Regions from separate parts of the Homo sapiens genome. Here region 1 is linked to region 2. A link is a loop called in an ENCODE intact Hi-C map of the cell type or tissue named here. Cell type or tissue: body of pancreas. All regions are shown on one strand. Each heading gives the region's core, and the rest is flanking DNA. Links, peaks and the distances in the headings are about the cores only.

The links. Peaks named below come from ENCODE experiments on the same cell type or tissue, not always from the same donor. Only the 100,000 strongest peaks of a DNase experiment are listed, where the experiment ranks them.
Region 1: a loop joins it to region 2, with 3 times the contacts of the local background. A loop is called at or near these places in 5 of 110 quality-filtered maps.

Annotation. Positions count from the first base shown.
Region 1 is chr15:81,104,988-81,107,901 of GRCh38, forward strand. It overlaps a transcript of CFAP161 not described here. Among named protein-coding and RNA genes, the nearest start is that of CFAP161, 28 kb to the right of the region's middle. In body of pancreas, for the core only: a CTCF peak has its summit at 1,678 (motif pointing right); a DNase peak (open chromatin) is centred at 1,684.
Region 2 is chr15:81,383,946-81,386,859 of GRCh38, forward strand. The region is part of intron 6 of TMC3-AS1 (TMC3 antisense RNA 1); the gene reads left to right. Among named protein-coding and RNA genes, the nearest start is that of TMC3, 11 kb to the left of the region's middle. In body of pancreas, for the core only: no CTCF peak of the experiment used is centred there; a DNase peak (open chromatin) is centred at 1,616.

The DNA.
Region 1 (2,914 bases), core at 147-2,646, 280 kb before region 2:
TGAGGGAGAATCTGTTCCATGCCTCTTCTGGCAGCTTCTGGCGATCCTTGATGTTCCCTGTCTTGTAGCTGTGTCACCTCAATTTTTTGTCTTTCTTTTCTTTTCCCTCCCTCCCTCCCTTCCTTTCTCCCCCATACCTTTCTCCCCCCTCCCCTCCCTCCCTCCCTCCCTCCCTTCCTTCCTCCCTCCCTTCCTTTTTTCCTCCCTCACTCCCCCTCCTCCTTTCTCCCCCACCCTCCCCCCTCTTTCTTTCTCTCTCTCTCTCCTTCCTCTTTCTCTTTCTTTCTTTTTCTTTTTTCCTTCCTTTCTTTTCCTTCCTTTCTTCCTTTCTTTCCTTTCCTTCTTCTTTTCTTCCCTCCTTCCCTCCTTCCTTCTTTTCCTCCTTCCCTCCTTCCTTCCTTCTTCCCTTCCTCCATTCTTCCCTCACTCCTTCTCTTCTTTCTTTTCTGAGACGGGGTCTCACTGTGTCACCCAGGCTGGAGTGCAGTGGCCCAATCACAGCTCACTGCAGCCTTGACCTGCCAGGCTCAAGCAATTCTCCCACCTCAGCTTCTGAGCCAAGCAGTCAGTGGCCACTGGAGAGGTTGGTTGGCAGAAGTGGAGGGATAGCAACTTATCTGAGACAAATAGAGGAGGGTTTCCTGCAATTCTGGGGAAACTGAGACCTGCCTATTGCAGCAGCTCATGACTAATGTATTAACACTTCCGGGCTGCTATGAGATCCAGATGGACAGGCATTTGAAGGCTGACGCAGGCAGAAGATTATTAAGTCCACGTGATGTGCAAACACAGGTTTTGGAGGATGGGTAGCTGTGTATTTCCAGTGAATAAAATTTATGATAATATGAGTGTTTGTACTGTACTACAGATGGTCCCAGGAGTGTGAAAAAGAAACTGAACAATTCACTGATGTGGCAGGTGCTTTCAAATATCCCCTTGTCTATCAGGCATTGTCGCTGGGGCTAAGGCTATGTCGATGAAACAAAAAGACCCCTGTCTTTATGGGGCTTACACTAGTCCAAGTTGCTCATTGCTAAGAAAAATTGCCCATAATAGGGATTTGCAGAGAAAATGCAAAGTGTCATGAGAACCAGGGAGTAGCAGACAGCTTAATCTGGGCTGGGGATGTTGCTGAGGGAGATGACTTCTAAGATGGTCTTGATAGATGAGTAGAAATCACACGGAGAAGAAGGGTCTTGAGAAAGTAAATTCAAATAGAGTTAAAAGCAAGGGCAAGAAAGACATAGTTTGGGGGAGTCTCAAGGATTTTGATATTTTTAGAACATAATGTGAAACAGGATTATTTGCAGGAGTGAAACCTAAGACTATTGCAAGTAGACAATAATTTAATAGGCTTCCGACATCAGACTGACGGGGTTTCACCGTGTTAACCAGGATGGTCTCGATCTCCTGACCTCATGATCCGCCTACCTCGGCCTCCCAAAGTGCTGGGATTACAGGCATGAGCCACCGTGCCCGGCTGGCTTTTAACCTCGGTGTTTATTACAGTGAGAGAAGATGTATCATTAGTTCCAGAAGCAAAGGTTTACAACTCCCTTTGGAATCAGAGACCCACTTGTAAACTGGAGTCTTCTGAACTGAGCCTGGAGAACACCTTGCTGTCACTGCATCATTTTTCTAGTCACAAATCAGAAGCTGTACCCACGAATTGCCACATGAGGGCACACTTGCCCAATTATGAAATTAAACACGCTCTTTCAAAGGTCAGGGAAGCCCTTGTCCTAAACATTTCTTCTGGATGAGACATTACTTTTGAGCATGAGAAACAGCCCAGTGTGGCTGTGTGGTGGCTCAAGCCTGTAATCCCAGGACTTTGGGAGGCCGAGGCGGGTGGATCACTTGAGCCCAGGAGTTCAAGACCAGCTTGAGCTACATAGCAAGACCCCATTTCTACAAAATATTTAAAAATTAGCCGGGCGTGATGGTGTGCACCTATAGTACTAGCTTCTCAGGAGGCTGAGGTGGGAGGATTGCTTGAGCCAAGGAGTGCAAGGCTACAGTGAGCTGTGATCACACTATGACACTCCAGCCTAAATACAGCAAGACCCTGTTTCAAACCAACCAAAACAAAAAACAAGCCCAATGCGACTATCTAAAACCTGCAAACATCTGCTGAATGAGGTGCCTGGAGGAATTTGAGCAGAAAACTGGTTCCCATTCTTGGTCTGCTGTCAGACTTTTCATAATAATAAGCAGTAGTATTTACCGAGTACTCACTGTGTCCTAGGTACTGTGCCAATGTGTCACACACGTCATCTTACATACATATCCACACTCATCATATAACGTGAGTGAGGTTATTTCTCCATTTTACAGATGAGGCAACTAAGTCATAGACTGTGATTCCACCCAAGGTTTACACAGCAGGTGAGTGCTTGGTTCTGCCATTTGGATTGAGAATATCTGACTCCAAAGCCTGTGATTTAAATTACAGAGGCTGGGCACAGTGGCTCATGCCTGTAATCCCACCACTTTGGGAGGCCGGGGTGGGCGGATCACCTGAGGTCGGGACTTTGAGACCAGCCTGGCCAACGTGGAGAAACCCCATCTCTCCTAAAAATACAAAATTAGCCAGGTGTAGTGGCGTGTGCCTGTAATCCCAGCTACTCAGGAGGCTGAGGCAGGAGAATTGCTTGAACCCAGGAGGCGGAGGTTGTGGCGAGCCGAGATCATGCCATTGCACTCCAGCCTGGGCAACAAGAGTGAAACTCAGTCTCAAATAAATAAAATAAAATAAAATAAATAAACAGAGCTGGTCATATAATATTGAATTATTTTCTAACCTCTTGTAACGGAAGTACCCAAATAAAACTGATGTGTATAAACATGGTCTGAGACCCACAAATGCTATGAACACATGAGGAAGGCTTTATTTTTCAATGTTTTCTTTCTC
Region 2 (2,914 bases), core at 128-2,627:
TGTCCTTGTCAGCAGCATGAGAACAGACTAATACAAAGCATTTAGTAAGTTCAGGCTCTTTTTTTTTTCTAGTTTCTAGAATTGGTGCAGATTTGCCTCTAATCATTTAAAAATAGTAAATATAATATTCTCCATTTCTGGTGGGTGGAATTCCCATATCCACAGCACTTTCTTTCCCCTTCCTCTCTCTGCTTGTGAGGGCCTCTGAGTTTATTATTTCACTCATTCATTACATAAATACTAAGTACCTGTGCTGTGTTGTGTTACAACATTAAATCATATGCTACAACATTTTCACCAGACAAGGTCTATGGGTTTTGGAAAAACTCTAGGCAGTTTCCCTGAATCCCAAGCAGGCTTGTTCAGGCTTACTATTTAGAGAAAATGGGTCTGACCTGGAGAGTCAGTATTTATGGTGTGATGCACTTGAGTAGATCTTATCAGCATCTACTAATGAGAGTTGAACATTAGCATGCTAATGTCTAAATTCAGAGTATATTCTGTGTCATTGAGATAGGCAGAAAAATGACCCCCCAAAATCTATCTACGTCTTAACCCCTGAAACCTGTGCGTATTTCCTGATATAGCAAAAAGGGAGGGAGGTCCTTGCAGATGTGATTAAGTATTATGAGATAGGGAGGTTATCCTAGATTATCTGGGTAGGCACTACAGGTAATCACATGTACCTTATAAGAGGGATGAAGGAGGAGATTTTACTGCATACAGAGGAGAAGGTGATGTGAAGATGGAGCAGAGAGAGACCTGAAGATGCTGGCGTTGAAGGCTGCAGGGATGCAGCCACAAGCCAAGGAGTGCCTGCTCTCACCAGAAGCTGAAAGAGGCAAGGAATGTCTTCTTCTATAGAACCTACAGAGGGAGTACCCTGCCAACACCTTTATTTGGGCCCAGTGATACTATCAGACTTCAGACTTCTGGCCTTCAAAACTGCCAGAAAATACATTTCTGTCATTTTAAACTACTACGTTTATGGTGATTTGTTACAGCAGCCACAGGAAATTAATCCAGCCACTTTATGTCCAAAATGAGGTTAATAATAGGGAACCTGTAAGTGCATGCCTTGTTTCAAGTTTACCAGAGATGCCACATCCTTCCTGGTGTCTCTGTGGGTTTGCTTCCTAAGATTCCAATCAACCCTTGCACCCGGTGATCAACTTTCCAACTGTCTTTCAGAAAATGATTAACTTCTGTTTTTTAACTAAGTCGTCCCCAGCAAACCATATTTTTGTGAAAGCTTACTGTTCATTTCTGCAGGCCTGAAGGGAGGTGGGGCTAGTAAGTCTCAGCCCCTTCTCTGCAAGCCTGCTCTAAACAGCAGTGACAGACATGGCATGGTCCACCTTCTAGTCATTAGATATAATGCCAAGATAAACAAGTTTGATTGATACCCTGGGGTGAAATTCCTTTTTGCACTCCAGGTACTGAGGAGAAGGCATTGTGTATGGGACACTGGAAGAGGTATGGGACTGTGTGAAGCCGGCTGTTGGGCATGGTCCACCTTCTAGTCCTTAGATATAATTCCTTTTTGGGCTCCAAGTACTGAGGAGAAGGCATTGTATATGGGACACTGGAAGAGGTGTGGGACTGTGTGAAGCCGGCTGTTGGGCATGGTCCACCTTCTAGTCCTTAGATATAATGCCAAGATAAACAAGTTTGAGTGATACCCTGGGGTCAAATTCCCTTTTGTGCTCCAGGTACTGAGGAGAAGGCATTGTATATGGGACACCAGAAGAGGTGTGGGACTGTGTGAACCCGGCTGTCGGGGGCCTGTGAGAGAAGGGGGATGAGAATGTGATTGGTTTTGAAATGATCTAAAATAGAAACTCCACAGATGGCCTCTGAGAAATTGAGACTCCATTCTGTAAAAAGGCACAGAGTCATAGAACTGTAGCGCTAGAAAGACTCTGGTCACCTGGCTCAATCCCCTGTTCTACAAAAGACGGGTCAGAGGCCTCAAGAGATACGACTCTCCAAGGCTGTCCAACCCATAGGTAGGAAAACTGGGACTTTTTGAAGTGTTTCTGTGAGAATGAAAATAAATAGCTGTAAAAGGCTCAGAATAGTGTTTGATGTAGTAAGTGTTCAAAATGTTTGATTGTGATAGGTTTATTTAAAACATTGGGCCACCTAAATTTCCAACATCAAAAGTGAAGTAACAAGAATGCTAATGAAATACAACGTTTTATCTAAAATAATGCAATCATCAGAGCCTTTCTGTTCCATCTGCCTCTGTGACTACTGCCCAGTCCAAGCCGCCATTGCCTAGATTGTCGTAGCAGCCTCCTCATCGTTGTCCTGTTTCTTTTGACGACTTCCAAAGACTATTTCCCGCCCAGCTACATCCCATTCTCCTCACAGCAGCCAGAGAATTTTTTTTTGTAAAAAATGTAAGTCAAATCAGGTGCCTTCTCTTCTAGAAACCTCCAGTGGCTCCTTTTCTCAGTCAGAGTAAAATCCACATCCTTACCCAGAGCTACATAGCCCAACAAGAGGGACCCTGTGCTGCACCCTGGAGCTCTTCTCCTGTAATTTGAGTGTCTTGCCTACCCTGCTCTGGCCACACTGGCCTCCTTGCTGTGCCCAAATACTCCAGGCCTGTGGCCTTGGGGTCTTTACGTGTGTCTTTTGCCTTGGTTGGAATGCTTTTTCCCTGCATGCTCAGTTACCTGCTCCCTTTCCTCCTTCAAGTCTCTTCTCAAATGTTGCCCTATCAGAGGGTATTTTTGGCCACCCTACATACCAGAGCAAACCACCAGCCCTCATTGGCTGCCTATCACGCTTTATTTTTCTTTATAGCATTTATCCCCACCAGATATTAAATATATACATATTTACACCTTGCTAGTCTATCTGTTCAGTACTATACTTTTACATGAAAGTAAAAAACAAACAAGAG